Regions from separate parts of the Homo sapiens genome. Here region 2 is linked to region 1. A link is a loop called in an ENCODE intact Hi-C map of the cell type or tissue named here. Cell type or tissue: endothelial cell of umbilical vein. All regions are shown on one strand. Each heading gives the region's core, and the rest is flanking DNA. Links, peaks and the distances in the headings are about the cores only. Region 1 overlaps BLACE (B cell acute lymphoblastic leukemia expressed). Region 2 has its middle 15 kb from the start of PAXIP1-AS2.

Region 1 (9,167 bases), core at 2,034-7,033:
CCGCTCAGACCGCACAGGCAGGAAAAGGCAGATGTGGGACTCAACTCCAGCCTCTGCCGTTCGTCACCAGCTGAACGTGGGCAGTTACCCCTCTGAGTTTCCTCAGCTGTCCAAGTGGCAACTGGTGCCCTCAGGGCTGCTGTGAGGGCCGAGTGGGACAAGGACCAGCCGGTCCCCATTAAAGGGCCATTTTGAGGTGCAAAAAGGCTGATGTCTGCAACTCTGTTGGTGCAACCTCATATATAAAGAGCCAGGGGAGGGGCTAGACCTACAGCAGACACTGTCATCATCCTGATCTGGGGGGGCACCTTAAAGGGGAGCTGCACCCCCAAATGCCGGGAGCTTTTCCATTGTCCTGGGAGAACAGGGGAAGCCTGGGGTGGAAAATGCATTGGGTTTAACCGCAGCCTTTTGTGGGTGGCAGTGCTGTGCATGTGTGTGTCTGTGTGTGTGTGTCCAGGGATGGGGATTGTGGCATTTTATTGGTAACCTAAATAACTGTGGCGAAAGCTTCCAGCACAGTAGAAAGGCGAAGTCACTCATTGTTTTTTCATTAAGAGCGTCTAAATGACAGATTGGAGCAGGTGCAATATTATCATTTAATTTGTCTCTCTGCCATTTTTTAGGCTACAAGTGTTCTCCTGGGTCTTAGGAGGAACTAGTTGAAAACGTTCAAGGCACCGACCGTTCCAATGTTTTTAACAATTTAAAAGCAACTGAAGCTAGCAGAAATACTCCACTGTGAAAACATCAGTGCCATTAACCCACTGGACAGGACACCCCAGGATCACGCTTAAGTTGCGCTTTATTCTCAGACGCTGACTCCATTCCCAAAGGACACTATGACAAGAATTATCTTCTCCAGAGCAAAGGCAATCTTGCCCAAGATGCTCCAAAGATGTCCAGGCATAAAGCCAAGCCCTCGTCTTTAGGAATGATCAAGTCAGGCAGCAAGCTTGCCTCCCTGGGAGACCCCACCTCCACCCCACCAACCACATGTCTCTGCTTGGCTCTTCAGACTCCGGGGCTGCAGGCCAGGACCCCAGACACTAGAACTCAGGGGACACCTGGCTGCACTCCTTATCCTAACCAAACCATTTGGTAAGTGTGATCTTACCAGCCAGCTGCTTGTAGGGGAGATGGGGTGAAAACTGTGGTCCCCAGGAAATGGGATCCCCATCCTTGGACTCGGGTGTCCTGCCTCCCCGCTGAAGGGCAAGAGACACATCTCGCGTTCCTGCAACGGGTGTGGGGCTGGGGTACTCAGAGAAGATGAACAGACCGGCCCACACAGGAGAGGCTCAAGTGCCCTCTGGAATTTCCCCACCTGGGGTTATACAGCAAATACATTATGTGAAAGGCAGCCCCCAACTTTTATTAGATTTTCATCAGGAATGATCTTGTTAAATATTTAAGATGGGCTTTTGAGAATGATATTTTTAAAGAATCATGTGACAAAGAGAAGAACACGGGGAAGCATAAATTTTTAAAATTCATTCCCTCGATATAATAATTCTACGAGGCATTTATTGCTGCTCAGCTCTAAGGAGAACCAATCAGCAAGTATCTTTCTTGTGGCCAACTATCCTGTCCTCTTGGCCCCAGGACCCCCATCTGCAATCGCCAATCCCAGTTGTTTACCTGAACTAATACCAGCTGGCTGGATGAAGACGGTAACTCAGATTTTTTTTAAGGGGACTGACTTTTGTGTTCCCACTAAATTAGCACTGTCTCTCTTACTGAATTAAACAGATTCTCTATTTTGGCATAGTAAGGTCCAGTCAAAGCACACACATACACACACATTTGCATGCACAGACATGCCATGCAAGTTCACACACACACACACCTGCACACACACTTGCATGCACAAACACTTGCATGCACAGACAGGCCATGCAGGTGCACACACACACACGTACACACACTTGCATGCACAGACACGCCATGCAGGTGCACACACACACCTGCACACACACACAGCATGTACACACACTCGCACACACACACTCACCTGCACATGCACACAGCATGCACACACACTTACATGGACAGACATGCCATGTAGGTGCACACACACTCGCAAACACACACTCACCTGCACACACCACACATGGCATGCACACACAGACATGCACACACACTTGCATGCACAGACACACCATGTAGGTGCGCACACACTCGCACACACACGGCATGCACAACACGGCATGCACACACACTTGCGTGCACACACACTCACCTGCACACACCCATGGCATGCACACACTCACACACACTCACTCGCACACACACAGCATGCACACACACGTGCACACACACTCACCTGCACGCACACACGGCATGCACACACGCACGTGCACACACATGCACATACATGACACAGACTTGCACACACATAAGACATGCACACACTTGCATGCACCAATATGCCATGCAGGCACACACGCACACGACACACACATTCACATGCACACACGCACATATGTGATACACTTGCACACACATGACGTGCACATACTTGCACACACAGGCACACTATCCCTTCATGCTGTCAGACACATCCTGTCACGCTCAGGCTGTGGGCATGGAGCCCGAGGGCAGGACAGAAGGTTGGGAATCCCAGGGCTTGTGTGTTTCTGGTGCTGCCCAGCCCCTGTCTCCTGCTGGGAAGGCAGGGACATGGGGCAGGGAGCTCACCAGGGTCACAGAAGCCCAAGACGAAGATGATGATGATGATGATGGACAAAAGGAATAGTGGGGGCACCTGGGAGGCGTGACATCACATGCCTGAGCCCTGGCCCTGCCCCATCGATCCCGCCTTCCCAAGGGTACCCAGCAAGTGTGCCCTGCTTCAGGTCCCATTTCACTATTCAGCCAACACAGAATCCCCACCGAGGTGCCAGCAGATGCAGAAGATGGGAGGGGCTGGCGAGCCAGGCAGGGCACCCCCAGGCGAGCCCCCCAGAGGGCAGAAAGGCTGGGACTTGTCTCTCAAGTAAAAGTCGAGGTTGCGTGACTGGGGGTCTGTCCCCAAGGCTGCCCCCGGTGGAGACGGCCACCGCCAGTCCACAGGACAGTGGAACAAGAGCAGATTCCATCCACTTACCATCCACTCTCCAAAGTGTAGCCCTTAGACCTCACCTAACTGCAGAGGAGATGGCAATGTGTGCCCCTAACATGTAGTTCCCTGACTAAAGGGACACCTGCCGTCTCTGCCACACTGAACACAAACCCTGGGCCTGCACCCTTTTCTCGGTTCTACAGTAGAACATACTTGAGAAAAGAAAAGCTGACTTCAAAGGACAGGACGGGACCTGCTCAGGGATAGCTGAACTTGAATCTGGGTTCAAAGCCTTTGAACAACATATGATGGGCCTAGTATTTGGGGTCAGGGATCCACCTTCTAGACCACCAGGACGGCGGAGGGGAAAGGAGCGTTTCTTGTAGCATTCCCCTTGCCCCTCCTCCTGACAGGCTGAGGCACCTGGTCCCTGAATTGCAGGAGGCAGTGCCCCTCAGCCAGGCTGCACAACCTTCCGTGGCCGTGAGGGGCAAGGCTGGTCCTGGCTCCAGCCCCTGCCACACTGCTTTGCCCAGCAGCCCCGGACTCTCCTGCCTGCGGTGTGCAGGTTCAACACCCCCATATGATTTACAATACATCATTTGGACTAACAGCTGTTGTCTAAGCTGCCTGTTAGGCAGGGTTCTGCAGGGAAGCAAAGCTAATAGGGTGTGTGTGTGTGTGTGTGTGTGTGTGCACACAAACGTGCACACATCTATATGTCTGTATCTTTGTCAAGAGGAAGAGAGATATTTATTTTAACAAAAATTCACTCACTGATTGTGGGGACTGGCGGGACTGAAATCTGTTGAACAGTCTTGCCGGCTGAGATTCAGGTAAGAGTTGATGCTGAGGTCCTGAGCCCGCGTTCTGCTGGGTAGCCAGTGGGGAACTCTGGCTGGGTTCCTACATTATCAGCTTGAGACAGAATTCCTCCTCCCTAGGGAGACCTCAGTCTTTGCCTTTAGACCTTCAGCTGATTGGGTGAGGCCCACCCACGCTGTGGAGGGCCATCTGTTTACTGAAAGGCAATTGGTTATAGGTGTTAAACACTATAAATAGTGTATCTACTATTTATACTATCAATAGCGTAGCAGGTACATTGAGTTAACGCTGTCAGAGGAGACAGTCCTCTGCCTAAAGACAGACCTCAGGACATGTGAGATGTCTATGCAAAGCCTCCTGCCCACACAGAATATAAGCAATATTAGCTTATAAGCATGACAAGGTGACACTCACCACCACAGCTGCCAACAGGAACTTGCCTCCTTCTCCTGCCTGGACGTCCACCAATACGTTTTACATTTGTGTTTTAATTCCTTTGAAGGAAACCAGGAACTTTCTCTAAAAACAGTGCCCTCCAGTGGGCAAAATTCCATCGTCTAGCCAGGGAGCTGGGCCAAAGGCGGCCCCAGGCAAGCCGACTGTGGTGCCTACATCCCTGAAGGGTTGTCAGAAAACAAAGACAATGATTCAGGCAGGCCCTGGGTGGCCCACACAGCCACCGTTCCTTTATTTGTCATCTGGCCTTTGTAGAGAAAGTTTGCCGAGCCCCGATCTGAGCATCTTTCATCTTCTCTCTCCATGTCTTGCTCCACACGCCACCATCTGCCACTTTCTGGATGGGCATTGCTTACTCGGCCTGAAGCGACGCTGTGCTGACACTAACAGTCTTTAGGTATTTCCCCTTGCCTTGGTGCATCTGCCTCCCCCTCCAGACCCCACCTGTCCTGCTCACGGTGTTTGTCCTTTACCCAGAACTGATCTGGCGCATCTGCGTATTCATCAAGCCTAAGTATTCATTAAGCGTAGCAGGTGCATTAAGTTAACGCTGTCAGAGGAGACGGTCCTCTGCCTAAAGGCAAACCTCGGGACATGTGAGAGGCCTATGCAAAGCCTCCTGCCCACACAGAATATAAGCAATATTAGCTGGTTAGTCATTTACACATTAGTATAAACAAGTACTCCCATCCTAGCCATGAAGGATAATTTAAAAGAGAGGAAAGTTTGGGCAGAATCAGAACACTGATGCCTGAGCAAGTGGATGACCAGAGAGGAAACCCTCTCTGGAGACAGGAAAGAAGTGACTAAAAAGGGGAGGTTGCCAGCACTGAAGACAAACCGTCTCTATTTCATCACTTCCCCAGGACTTGGCCCAAGTAACAGCTCCTCAAACCTTTCATTGGGCAAAGACTGCTCGATGAGTGACTCATAAACACAAAAAGCACAGGCACCGCTGCTCTGCACCCAGAGACTGTTTCCCCGCAGGGCTGCCAGGGAGGATCCCCCCAGGGTCTCCAGAACACAGGGTTCTGAGGTGTCAGTCCACCCTCCGTGGGGGAAAGGACTCCAAGGGAAATGTCTGGTTAGATAAAGCCACGCATGTGTACTTCCTCCGGGGCTGCTCGGAGCCTTCCCTCTGCTCACACATATGCCGTCACCTCTAGGAGAGGTCACGGGTGGCGGCGTGTCCCGAACTCTTTCCAACACGAGCTGCCCCTCACTTTCTGCCTGGTCTGCCAGAAACACCGAGAGAAGCCAATCTTCCAAGGCCCTCCGTCTGGGAAACTCTGACCTGGGGGCCACGCTAAGGGGAAAGCTCCCGTTCTGTAAATCAGTGCTCTCTTCCGAGGCCCAGCTGGAGGCAGGGATGATGTCTTTCATCATTCGCAGGAGGATGGCGTAAGCCCTGAGAGGTGTGAAAGGTAAGTAACGCCATGCTTTCCAAAGTCCCTCTGCCCACAGCTCCTCCTTCTGAAGGGAAGAAGAAAGGAAAGGGAAGGGAAGGCGATCACGAGGAAAGGAGGGAAGGTGGGGGTGCCAGGCGAGGGAGAGGCTGGGGGAGGCCCTGCCGCACCCCCTCTGTGCCTCCCTGGGACAGGCCTCCTGCCCCTCCCTCTGCTGGCAGCCTCGGTCTGTCCAGTCTCAGTTCCGCCCAGATGCCTGCAGCAGAGCCTGCTGTGGGGACCTGCTGGAGACGTGCAGCGCGCACCCAGCCTCTCATCAGCTCCAGGCTGCGCTGTCACCCCATGGACAGTGACTTCTGGCATCCACGCACTCCAGACAGATGTGCAGCCAGCGCCGCCAGCCCGGAAGGGCATCTGACACGTTTCTCAGCTGTGTTCCCTCTTTCAAGGTCACTGGCTTGAGCTCTTCCCTGCCCCGAGCACACGGACGTGGCAGCGGGCAGCGGGCAGATGGTGCACAGTCTCACATCCTCGGGCATCCGGCGGCGCGGGGACCCCTGTGGTCTCTGCACTGCGGGCACCTGCAAGCAGAGCTCTGCAGACAAAACTGAAGCCCCCCATCATCACAGGCCGGGCTCCTGCCCCAGCCCCTGCGCTGCCCTCGGAACCAGCCTGCACGCCCGCCCCACGGAGAGGCAGAGCTCTGCAGCTCCACAGCCCACGTTGTGCTGGCCAAAGTCACCACTGAGATGCCGGGGACTCAGGGGGCACAGGTGACCCCGAGCTCTGGCTCTGCAGCCCCGCCCACTGCAGGTCTCCGTGAGAGTAATACCTGTGTGTATTGTATATATTTTCTAAATTTTCTGTGTATTATGTTTTGACATCTTAGAAAAGCTTTCTGGCTGGGGAGAGCCTGCCCCTCCAGGGGCTGGCCAATTCTGATACAGCGAGGGCTCAGAGCATGCCTTTCATACGCAAACTAGCCAGCATACCTCCTCTCTCTGGCCCTAAACTCCCCGGGCGATATTCCCCTGCCCTGACCATCACAGCGCCAGGTCCTGGGTGACTAGGGACCACCCCCACCCACAGCCAAACCTGCTGAGATGATTCCAACTGGCCAGTCCTAAAGCATACACCTCCCTGCCCTTCCTTTTTCACGGAAGCCCCACTCCTGCCCAGGCACTCCCCTTGCTCTTGTCTGCTGCCTCCTGACCGCCCTGGCACCCCCCACCATGGCCCAGAGTGCACTAAACTTCCTCCTCATCCCCTCCTGTGGCCACATGACTTGACCGTGCCACATGGGCACGACATTCTCAAAACACCAAGGCAGGCCCGGGGAGGTATTTTTAGGTGGGGGCTGGGGCTGGGGAGTGGCTGGAAGGAAAAGCAGGGCAGGCTGCAGCATCCTCACTCACTTCCCCCCATCCCTGGGCTTTGCACTTCCCCCCCCTCAGGGCAGACAGGTGAGGACACACGGGCACCAAAATAAGCAAAGTGATGCCACAGCGGAGGTGGCAGCTCTGGAGCTGCTGGCCTTGCTGCCCTTCTGGCTGTCCACTGACCCCCTCCTCCAAGCGCTGTATGAGTCTCCTGTGGCCACCAGAATGACGTCCCACAGACTGGGCACCTTTAACAGTGGACATTCCTTCCCTCTCAGCTCTAGAGGCTGGAAGTCCTAGATGAGGGTGTCAGGGCCTCACCCCCTCTGAAGTCTGCAGGGAGGATCGCCCTGCACCTGGCCCAGTTCTGGTGTGGCCGGCAATCCCGGGGGTCCTTGGCTCCAGCCTCCCCTCTGCTGTTGCATGGCTATCTTCTCTGGGTGTCTCTCTGTGCCTCTGCTCCTCCTACAAGGACACCAGCCATTGTACTGAGGGCTCACCCTACTCCAGGGTGACCTCACCCCAACCTCACCAATGACATCTGCAGAGACCCTATTTCTATATAAGGTCACATTCTGAGGTTTGGGGATGGACCTTAATTTGGGGCACACTATTCACCCAGTACCAGCAAGTTCTGCTCAAGAGCCTGTCTGTCTCCCCAGGGCCAGTGCTCCTGTCTCCCCAGGGCCGGTGGTCCTCTCCGGCTCGCTGTGAGAGGAGACAACCTAGAAGCCCAGCAGTGGACCAGGTGCAAAAAAGCCACAGTCAGAACCCCTGTCCTGGCATCTTAAATCACAGCAGGTGGGAGCCAACAGCCATGGCCAAACACAGAAAGCTCGCGATTCCCACACCCCTCCCGCTCTGACCACGGACGTCACTTCCCGGGGCCTCATCTGCAAAATGAAAGGCTGGAGTTACTCGGTCCTTTCTCTATCTCCCTCCAGACCCAAGGCTCAGACTGCCTTCTCCCAGGGAGGCAAGAGGCCATGACCTTCACCCTGGGAATGTGACTGAAGAAGCTACTGGCTTGCCAAGGTCACACAGCCAATGACAACAGAACGGGAATGAAACCTCCTCTCCTTCCTGACTCCCCGGCCAGAGCTGACTCGGCTGCGGGAGGACGCCTATCCCACCTGACCCACTTCTGGGCCATCTGCGCCTCTTGGGCACCCCCAAGCCCCAGTTCTTTGTTCCGTTAGTGCTTGCCTCTCCATCCTATGATTATCCTCTGATAGTTTCTAGTCTCTAGGACAGCAATCCTGTCCTGCCCTGTGAGTATTTGCTGACAGCAGAAATGGGCAGATAAGGAATGGACTTTCCGTGAAAGGAGGGGCTGCAGGGGTGTTCACCTCTGACACATGGGCAGGACAGTGGTGAGGTCCCCATCACCGTGCGTCGAGCCACAGCCAGGCAGTTCCCAGAAGGTGACATGAAATATCGCACTGGGGAGAGGGCAGGTTAGACCCTCCCACCGAGGAGCTGGGAAGTTCGCTGGGGGAAAGACACCTGTAAGAGTCAAAATCAACCCAAATAAGAAGTTTACAATCACTGAAAAACTGCCACAAGGTCCCCAGAGTATTGCAGACAGCTGCCACCGGAGCAAGAAAGGAAAGGAGAAGGAAACACCATCACCCACGTGCTTTCTCAAGGCCAGGAACTGGGGACGTTTATGGAGGAAATGGAGTCTCGGGGGAGTTAATCACCTCAGTGTCACACGGCTAAGTGCTGAAGCCAGGAAGGAAATCCAGATTCATCTAAAGCCATGTGCTCCCCCCGTACCTGGGTGGTGTCAGGGAGGCCCCACAGGCACCGAGGTTCCAGCTGGTGGAATGTGGATGGACAGGGCGTGGGGCGGGCCAGCATCCCCCGTGTAAGTCAGGAATGCTGGCTGCACGCTTGCTCATGGACGATGCATTTGACAGTACGTTCACTAGAGTGCTGTCATCCACGGCACCATCAGGAAGCACCTGGGGATGGATAGCGGCTGGCCAGGCCCCGTGGGACGGGCCTACAACATCACTCTATTGGATCCTCACA
Region 2 (9,167 bases), core at 1,889-6,888, 440 kb before region 1:
CCCTGCTGTCACTAATGATAGGGTTTCCTCTTTTTCATGGCTGAATAGTACTCCATGGTGTGGTGATGGCCTGGACTCTATTCATTCATTTGTTGATGGACATGGAGGTTGCTTCCACTACTTGGCTATTGTGAATAGTGCTGCAATGAACTTGGGGTGCAGACACCTCTTCAAAATACTGACTTCAATTTTTTGGGTCAATACCCAGAACTGGGATGGCTGGGTGGCAGGTAGTTCTATTTTTAGATGTTTGAGGAAACTCCACAGCATTCCCCATGGTGGCTGCCCTGGCCCACATTCCCACCGACAGTGCCCACAAGGCACACCTGATCCCACTCTTCCGCACGCTTTCCCCATCTGGACCCTCTTCACACCCCTGATCTCTGGCAGAGGAGGGGACTGGGTTGGGGGTCCGCCTTCCCCCACTCACTCTCTTTGTGACTTCAGCAACCACCTCGGCCTCCCACCCTGTTCTTCCCCTTAGCAACACGAAGGCTTGGGCGAGAGAGTGGCGAACGCCATTTCCCACTCTACCGGTTCGGGTTCCTATGCTTTTCCCCGGCCCTGAGAGACAGCACTGCCACCCTTTCCACTCCTGCAGGGAGATCTGCCACACGAAGTAGGACGGATGTGAAGCAAACAGGCGACAGGGTCACCTGCCCTCCCAGACAGCCTTCCACAGCAGGGAGGACGGAGGAGAGAGGGAGGGGCACACCCTGGAGGCTGGGGAAGGTCTCATTCCTGGTTGGCAAACTCTCCTCTTCATGCCCACCCTGCATGACTCCTCCCAGGCCGCTACCAGTTCACACCCCAGCATCTGTGCCCGGCCCAGCCCTGGGCACTGAGCACAGTATGGCAGCACCCAGCACACAGAAGCCGGGCCCCTGCACAGCTGGATTCCAGTGGGGACAGAACGACAATACATATGAGAAATCTATTGCCCGAGAGGGCGCCTCGCACAGAGGGAGAGCAGAGCATGAGGAGGGGCTGGGCTGGGGTGGAGGCATCGTTCTCATGGAGGTGGCATGGGAGCCCTGCTTAGAAACTGGAGTCTACACAAAGCCCTGGGGAGTGGGGGAATGCGTGGTGCAGATGCCTGCGAAGGGGGCTCCAGGCAGAGGAACCCCAAGTTCATGGCCCAAAGGGAGTGCCTCCCCAGCACAACCCCAGAATGCCAGAGAGCCCTGTGTGGCCAGAGTGGGGCGGAGGCACAGGGAGAGGCTCTATCTGTCCATCCATCCTGCTGGGCGGGTGCCCCTCAGAGGCCACAGGGCCACAACGTCTCCTGGCTCTGTGCACACCCACCACTGTTGCCTGTTGTCTCAAGGGGCCAGCACAGAACCACCCCTGTCCCTGTGGACTTGCCCAGATGGACGAGTGCTTGGCACCCACAACAGGCAGACAGCAGGACCCAGGTCTAGCAGTGTGGTCAGAGAATGTCTCTGCCCCTTCTCAACACAGGCCAGACTCCATCTCCAGCCTGTGCACCATCCCTGCAGCCCAGGAGGAGCTCATGCTGGCATCAGCATCCCCACACCCACATTCCTTTTGGCCCAGGCCCCACTGCAGAGCTCGGACTGCTAGACCCTGGATTAGCCACCCAGTCAGGAACTGTCCCTGTGAACTTTATAAAATTCATCAGGGCTGAGGGGAGGAAGAGAAAGGAAAATAGACCAAGCTGCAGCACACTCAGCATGAATCACTGGGTCAGCCTGCTCTGCAACCCCTTCCTCATTGCCGTTTGCTGCCTCTCACCCCAGAATCACATAAAGCCTGGCACAGATTACAGATGCCTTGAACTGCTCTATAGACAAGTTGAACATTATGAAATGTTAAGTTTTGTTTACATTTCTCTGAGATATCCTTTCAATTCCTGTGTACCAGTGCAACTACTGATGCCAGCTGGTCTGAAGGACTCCATAAAAAGCTGAGTCCCCACCAGAGAATGCAGTTTCCACCTCCTGATGACTTCACCCTCCTCACCCTGACCAATCAACCATCCCAGTTTTCCAGTACCTCACCCTCCTTAACAACCCCAGCCCAGAACTCCCCAGGGAGATGGATTTGAGGGTCTCCTCCCATCTCCTCACCTGGAGCCCTGCCGCCACTAAACTCTTTCTCTGCTGCAAACCCTGCTGTCTTGGTGCATTGGCTTGCGACTGCACGGGGGGCTATGACCTGGTGGCCTTGTAACAGTCAGTCCTGAACTTCAGCCCTATCCTGTAGTTTGGCCCAAGATCCCTGTGGTGTCCAGCCTCCAAGCTGGTGCCCTGAGATCCCCCTCCTGGTGCTCACCCTTGTGGAGGCCCCTTCCACAATGCACAAGGGCTGGTTGGTGTGACCAGCAGTGACCGCATGTCAATGCTGAGCTAAGAGGAGGTAATAAGAGACTGTGGCTTCTAAGGCTGGTGCTTGGTCTTTCCCCGCTCTCCTCTCTTTCTCTCCATCTCTCCTTTCCTTTTCTTTCTCCCAGTCTCTGTCTCTCCTCTCTCTGTGTGTCTATGTCTGCCTGAATGTCTCTCTCTGTCTCATCACTAACTCTGGGGAAACCCAGCTGCCACTCAAGCAGAGGCCCCTGAGCAGCCTGTCTTGCAGAGCCCTGAGATGGCTGCAGTCCCTGCTGAGAGCCTGACTGCAAACTCCCAAGAGAGCCTGGGCCAGAGCCACGCAATCAAGCCTCAGCCAGATTCCTGGCCCTCAGACACTGGGAGATAATCAGTGTGGTGTTAAGCTTCTAAGTATTGGGGTTGTATGTTACACAGCAGTAGGTAACTAATACAATCCCAGATGCTAGTCACCTGCCTCCCCTAACACACAGGAGACCGCCTGTCTGGACAGCCTCATTGGCCCCATGGATTCCCTTGGCCTGGCCCAGAAAGCTGCCCTCAGGAGCTGTAGAACTGAGATCCTTCTGCAGGGCCCTGTGGGCCTGAGCACATCCTTGAGGCTCCAGTTCTCCCTCAAACCCCAGCCCAGGGGTCACATAGGCAACCAAAGGTCTTTACTTTAAATTTTAGAAAATTGCTAACTGCAGCTCAATGACCAGCAGGACAGCGGCTTGATATCAGATAATGGAATCTGAGCAGCAGCTGATGTTAATCTGATTGTTCCCGACAGCCTGGGCAGGGCCAGAGAGACAGGCTTCAGGTCCCCGCACCTTTTGTCTGCAACACAGGGTCAAGTTTTGTTCTTGTCATCGGGCCATGTCTTCCAGTGTCATCAGCTCAGCACTTCATGTTCAGCATGTAATGACATTTGTTTTTCTTGCTAATTGCTCTTGGAGTGGTTTCCATTTCCCCAACTAGACTGAAATCTTGTTACCCCAGAAACAGTGTCTTTCTGTGAGTCTCACACAGAAAGGAGTGGACGGTGGGCTGCCTCTCTGTTCTACCCTGTATTGTCCCTAACCAGCTGTCCACCAGAGCACGATGACCACAGATAAATGACCTGCCATGTGACATCAAGTTGCTAGATTCACCAGCAACCAGTCACTCACCCGTTTCCTGAGTATAGATCTCTGGCTAACGACTCCACCTTGCACACTACAAGAATGTGGAGCAGGCTGGGCACGGTGCTCACACCTGTAATCCCAGCACTTTGGGAGGCTGAGGCAGATGGATCAACTGAGGTCAAGAGTTTGAGACCAGCCTGGCCAACATGATGACACCCCATCTCTACTAAAAATATAAAAAATTAGCTGGGCGTGGTTGCAGGTGCCTGTAATCCCAGTTACTCGGGAGGCAGAAGTGGGAGAATTGCTTGAACCTGGGAGGCGGAGGTTGCAGTGAGCCGAGATCGTGCCATTGCACTCTAGCCTGGGCGACAGAGCAAAACTCCATCTCAAAAAAAAAAAAAAAAAAAAAGAACGTGGAGCAATGACCATAAAGAGTGAAGCTGACACTGAGAAGTGCTGGCATCCCCCTCCGTAGGCCAGGTGCGGTTCATCAGCACCCTCGGGTCTGAGCTTTTGAGCTGAGGCCTTTCCAAGCCTCAAGGGAGCAGATGGTAGAAGAAAAAAAATGTTAAATCCCCAAGCTGGAGGAAAGTGGGTTTGCCAAGAAAAATCCTTCCAAAATTGTGTCTCCAATACGACCGTGTTGTCTTTGACAGCAGAGACGTTTTTGTACAGCTTCCCTCCTATTTAGGAACAGCTGACGTGAACTCGACATCGGAAATATAAAATCAGCAGGGAAGTGGGTCTGAATCACGGGAAAGTTAGTTTTTTCAAGTGCCAAGGACAATTGAAAGCACATGCTTTTCAATTTGTCGACTGGTACAAATTGGTTTTTGGCACAAACAGAAATGTGACCAATTTCTACAGCTGCGAAAACGACCTCTGTGCAGCAGGACGGAGACAGGGGCAGCTGGCGTCCTTGGGTGGGCTCTGAGCCCCGTTCATCCCTGAGACTCTCCTCCCCGCTCATGTGGCCCCTTCTCTCAGCCCTGCAGCGGCCTCTCCCCACCCGGCATTGCTCTCTGTCCGCCAACTCACGTTTCTTGAACAGTCTTTGGAAAACATTTCTGGGCAGTGGAAGGGGTGTATCTCTTCCCAATTATTCAAGAACCAGCTCTGTGACCCTGGACAGGTCGCTGGAACCTCTTGGGCTTCAGCCAATGGGAAATGAGATGGTTGGCCAGAGGGTCCCCAAGACCCCAAACCTGTGAAACCCAGACCAGGCGATGTGGCCACAGGTTCCCAAGCAGCGGAAACTCTTAGATCGGCCTCCGCGTCTGAGAACAGAGCGCAGCGGAACTGCCGCGTGGCCAGCACCTGGGCCTCCCCCGGAGCTGCTCAGGAGTGCAGAGTTCAGGCCTTGCCCCCTGCTGAACTTGAACTGGACTGGCCCTGGGAGGCCACTCCTCAGGCCTTCAACCTGTCATCTGAGAGCCGCCAGCAGATGGCAGCAAAGGCCCAGCTCTGGCAGGTCTCTGAGGCCTCCCGGCTGGGCCGGGCCCTGGTACCTGGAGGAAGATTGCACGCTCTGGGACTGCGAGTTGCAAAGGTACCATGAGGAGCCCCGGGAGGTGAAAACACTTCCCGGGCTAACGTGGCGCCGAGAGGGACTGCGGACCCACTCTTGGCTTCCTCTTTAGAGGAGAGATGGAGCGGGGTCCGAAGCGCACAGGCTTCGAAGGAACTAGTGAGCCAGCCGAGGGCAGCGGGAGCCGCAGAAATCAGCTCGGAGAGAGTCGCGTGCAGGCTGCAGGTGTAGGGAGAGCCGGGGTCAGGCTCCGGTGCGCCGCGGGGGATGGCGGACCCTCCGGGGGCCGTGCTCCCCGCATTCCCACCACGGCGCAGGCATCGGGTGCCCTGCTCATCGCCCCTCCAGCCGGGGCCGGGCCTGCCTCTGGAAGCCCCACGGGTTCTCTGGGGCCTTTGGTTCCAGCGGGACCCAGGAGAGCAGCAGCTTTTGTCCGTGTGGGCCACGGTGACCTTCCCAGACACAAAATCAATGCCTAGGAATTGCGGAGTGACCCATCAGCACACGTAGAAAGGGTGGCATTTGTGACTTTTGTGCAGCTCGCTCAGGTGACACGAAGTCAGCTCCGAGCCCTGCCCAGCCCCAGCCGTCTCCTCCCAGCAGCTTCCAGGGCTGCAGCCACTGCAAGAAGCCAAAGGGGAACCCGTCCCCCCGGGGGGCCTGGGGACCAGCAAGACGAGGCGGGTAAATGGGCTTCGCGGGCGGCCGCAGGCAAAGCCAGGGAGGATCTCACATCCTCGTCAGCTCGGCAGCAGCAACACAGCACCGCGGGCCAGTGGGCTCAGCAGCGGGCGTCTGCGTTTCCCAGTCCTGGCGGCCACAGCCCGAGATCTGGGTGTGGGCAGGGCTGCTTCTGCCTGGGGCCTCTCTCCTCAGCTGAGCTGCCGTCTTCTCCCCGTGCCCTCACCTGACTGTCCCCGCGTGCACGGCTGTATCCTCATCTTCTCTTCTTGGAAGGACACCAGTCCTGCTGGATCAGGGCCCACCCACATGACCTCATTATACCTTACTGGCCGCCGTAGAGACCCCAGCTCCACATAAAGCCACATTCTGAGGTCCTGGGAGTTCGACCGGCAGCTTATGAATCTGGAGGACACAATTGATTCAGCCCGCAACCATCGCGGAGGCTTTGCTTGGGGCACAGCTGGCAGAGTGTGAGTCACCCAGCGCCAGCACCACACGGTGGTGGTCGGGGGTAGCACCCGGGGCTCCAGGCGCAGGGAGCCCAGCTGCAGTGCGGGTGCTGCTGAGAGCTGGAGAACGCTGGGGAGACACGCGGCCCGGGCTTCCCGGGCCTGGCTGGCTGCACTGCCCCCCACACCCGGGGGTCTGACTTAGCAGGTCTTAGGGGTGTCCAAGAACCTACTTTTAACCAGTCCCTAGGTACCTTAAGACCAGGAGGAGGATTTGGAAGATCCCGCTTTGTGCTAATTTCATCTAATCCTTGCCATAGGCCTATTAGAGGTAAGAAAACAGAGCTACAGAGGTTGAAGAAAAATTCTCAAGATCACATTAAAAGTACATTTACCATTCAAACCTAGGGTCATGTGGCTTCAGAGCCCTTGTTCTGAAACCCGTGCCGGCATTCCATTTCTAGACCAGGGTGGTGAGCACCAAAGCCCCAGAGAACCCAAGGGGGTTCCAGAAGCAGGCCCAGCCCTGGGTGGAGAGGCGGTGCCAGGATGCCTGACACTGCACAACCTCAGCCCAGGACACCTGCAGCCCAGCACACCTGACACCCACACAACCTAGCCCAGGACACCTGATGTCCACAACCTAGCCCAGCACACCTGACACTCCTGCAACCTCAGCCCAGGACACCTGCAGCTCAGGACACCTGACTCCCACACAACCTCAGCCTAGCACACCTGACACCATATGCCCTCAGCCCAGGACACCTGCAGCCCAGCACACCCGACAGTACCCTACCTCAGAGTAGAGGTGATGTTCAGAGCACTAACAGCTTCGGGGCACAACCCGCTGGGGCTGCCCACATTGGGCTGGAACAGCCCCCTCCAAGCTCCCCCATGTCAGGTATTTGGCTCCCCTGGTGCCGGATGATGAGGTGATATTAGTGGGCGGGGACACCCAAGAGAGGGGCTCATGCAGCGCTACTACAAACTCGTGTGGGAGGATTTCCATATTTCAGTATTTTTACCACAAATCAGGGCTCCACAGTGCCGGCTGCTGACTCTGCCATTCTTAGATCAAACTTCTAGGCTCTTAGTGCAATAAAATACAAGTGACAGAAGTGTCCCCAGAGATCCCCCGCAGTGTGCGGCTGGGGTTACAAGTGGATCCCAAGTCTCCTCATCCCCAAAGTGCCATTTGACCAGGGGTACCCCTCACAGCAGCCTGCAGCTTCCCTTTTCCTCTCCTCCATCCTTAGCTTTCCCAGGCCACCCCTTCCCAGCACCAATCCACAAAACCACGTGTTGCCCAGGTCCCCGTGTCTTGGCTCAATAGGTGACTCCAAAACAAAAGCGTTGCATCTTTAAAAGTGCCATCATTTCCTGTCCGTGTGTGCTGGCAAGACTGGCTTGGAGGCTGGGATCAGGGCCTGGGAACAGATGGGCCGAGTGGGGGGCAGGCAGGGGCAGGCGGGGAATGCCCAGCAAGAACAGGGGACGCCTACGTAAGAGGAAAGCTGTCCTGGGCGCCCCAGGAGAGTCCCGGCTCGGGGCCCTGCATGTCGCCGGCAGAGAGAGAAGGCCGGTGGGTGGGAAGTGTCACCTGAGCCCCCTGCTCTGTCCACAGGCCCAAGTAAAAGGAGACCCAGCACCACCTGCCATAACTCACAGTGGCTAAGGGCGCGATGTTGGAGCCTGTGCCTGGGGTAGACCCTGGTCATGCTACTGAAACCTCTGTGCTCTGCCCTCCTCTGCTGTGGAAGGGAGGAAGTGACAGCACCTGTCTTCTGTTGGCATTCTGAGGATAAAGTGGGTGTGTATATGCACAGGACTTAGCTCAGGATCGGGCATGGGCAAGCACAGTGCAAGCACCTGTCCTAACTGTGCACTGTTTCCCATCATTACTATTTAATTATTATTACTCTCATTCCTCTCCTTGGCTAATGGGGTGTGACGGCTGGAACGGGAACCAGGTGCATGCATCGGACGAGAAGCGCACTTGGACTGGCCTCTGTGTCTGATGGTGAATTGGTGTTTCTGAGGTTCAACCTCTGGATAGTGCTTCTGTGCACTAACCAGTCTCCACAAGCCTAGTAACCAATCTTCAGATGACTAGTAACCAGTCTCCAGATGACTAGTAACTGATTGTAACCAATTGCCAGATGGCTAGTAACCAATCTTCAGATGATCAGTAACCAGATCATGACTAGTAGCCAATCTCCAGATGACTACTAACCAGTCTCCAGATGACTGATAACTAACCAGTCTCCAGATGGCTAGTAACCAGTCTCCGAATGACTTGTAACCAGTCTCCAGACGGCTAGTAGCCAGTCTCCAGATGACTATTAACTAATCTTCAGATGACTAGTAATTAATCAGTCTCCAAACTAGTAACCCACTGCCAGATGACGAGTAACCAGTCTCCAAATGACTAGTACCCTGGTCTCCAAATGGCTAGTAACCAATTTCCAGATGACTAGTAACCAGTCTCCAGATGGCTAATAACCAGTTTCCCGATGACTAGTAACCAATCTCCAGATGACTAGTAACTGGTCTCCAGATGGCTCCCCAAGAGACCACACCTTCAGTGTCATGCGTGGGACGCTCCCCCAACACTGAGCTGCCTGTCCTTGTGTCACCAGTAGCACCATGGTGGCGACACATGTCACTTCAGAGACTCAGTGATCAGAAGGCTTGAAGTACCCACCTTGGTGTCTGGGAATGCACAGTCCAGCCCACGCTGAAGAGAGAAGTGGGCAGAGCAACGCTGGTCAGCCCCCAGCCCTTTCCGTCAGTGCAGCCCCAGCCGACATGGGGAAGGGCTAGCTCACATCTTCCAGCCCAGGAGACAGGGATGGCCTGGAGAGGTCATGGGACCCTGTGGGGCCATCTCAGTCACCTCCAGCCAGGGAAGCCACGCTCCGCTGGGGCGGGAGAGTTGTGGAACAGGCTCAGGCAGCCCCTGCTGTGCCCCTCCCACAGGATCCTGAGCACAGTGAAATGGTCCTTGTTTTAGGGAATTGAGTTTTGGAGTGTGTGTTCCCTACCTAGCTAT

The links. Peaks named below come from ENCODE experiments on the same cell type or tissue, not always from the same donor. Only the 100,000 strongest peaks of a DNase experiment are listed, where the experiment ranks them.
Region 2: it touches region 1 in a loop (9-fold over the local background); 101 of 110 quality-filtered maps call a loop at or near these places.

What each region holds. Positions count from the first base shown.
Region 1 is chr7:155,352,449-155,361,615 of GRCh38, forward strand. It overlaps BLACE (B cell acute lymphoblastic leukemia expressed), which reads right to left. Exons shown (of 6, transcript NR_103545.1): 4 at 8,480-8,636; 5 at 7,452-7,595; 6 at 4,540-6,332. Among named protein-coding and RNA genes, the nearest start is that of BLACE, 11 kb to the right of the region's middle. In endothelial cell of umbilical vein, for the core only: a CTCF peak has its summit at 4,436 (motif pointing left); no DNase peak of the experiment used is centred there; H3K27me3 peaks cover 310 bases.
Region 2 is chr7:154,908,998-154,918,164 of GRCh38, forward strand. No RefSeq gene overlaps it. Among named protein-coding and RNA genes, the nearest start is that of PAXIP1-AS2, 15 kb to the right of the region's middle. RefSeq lists an enhancer at 5,001-5,090. In endothelial cell of umbilical vein, for the core only: a CTCF peak has its summit at 4,911 (motif pointing right); a DNase peak (open chromatin) is centred at 4,934; H3K4me3 peaks cover 264 bases.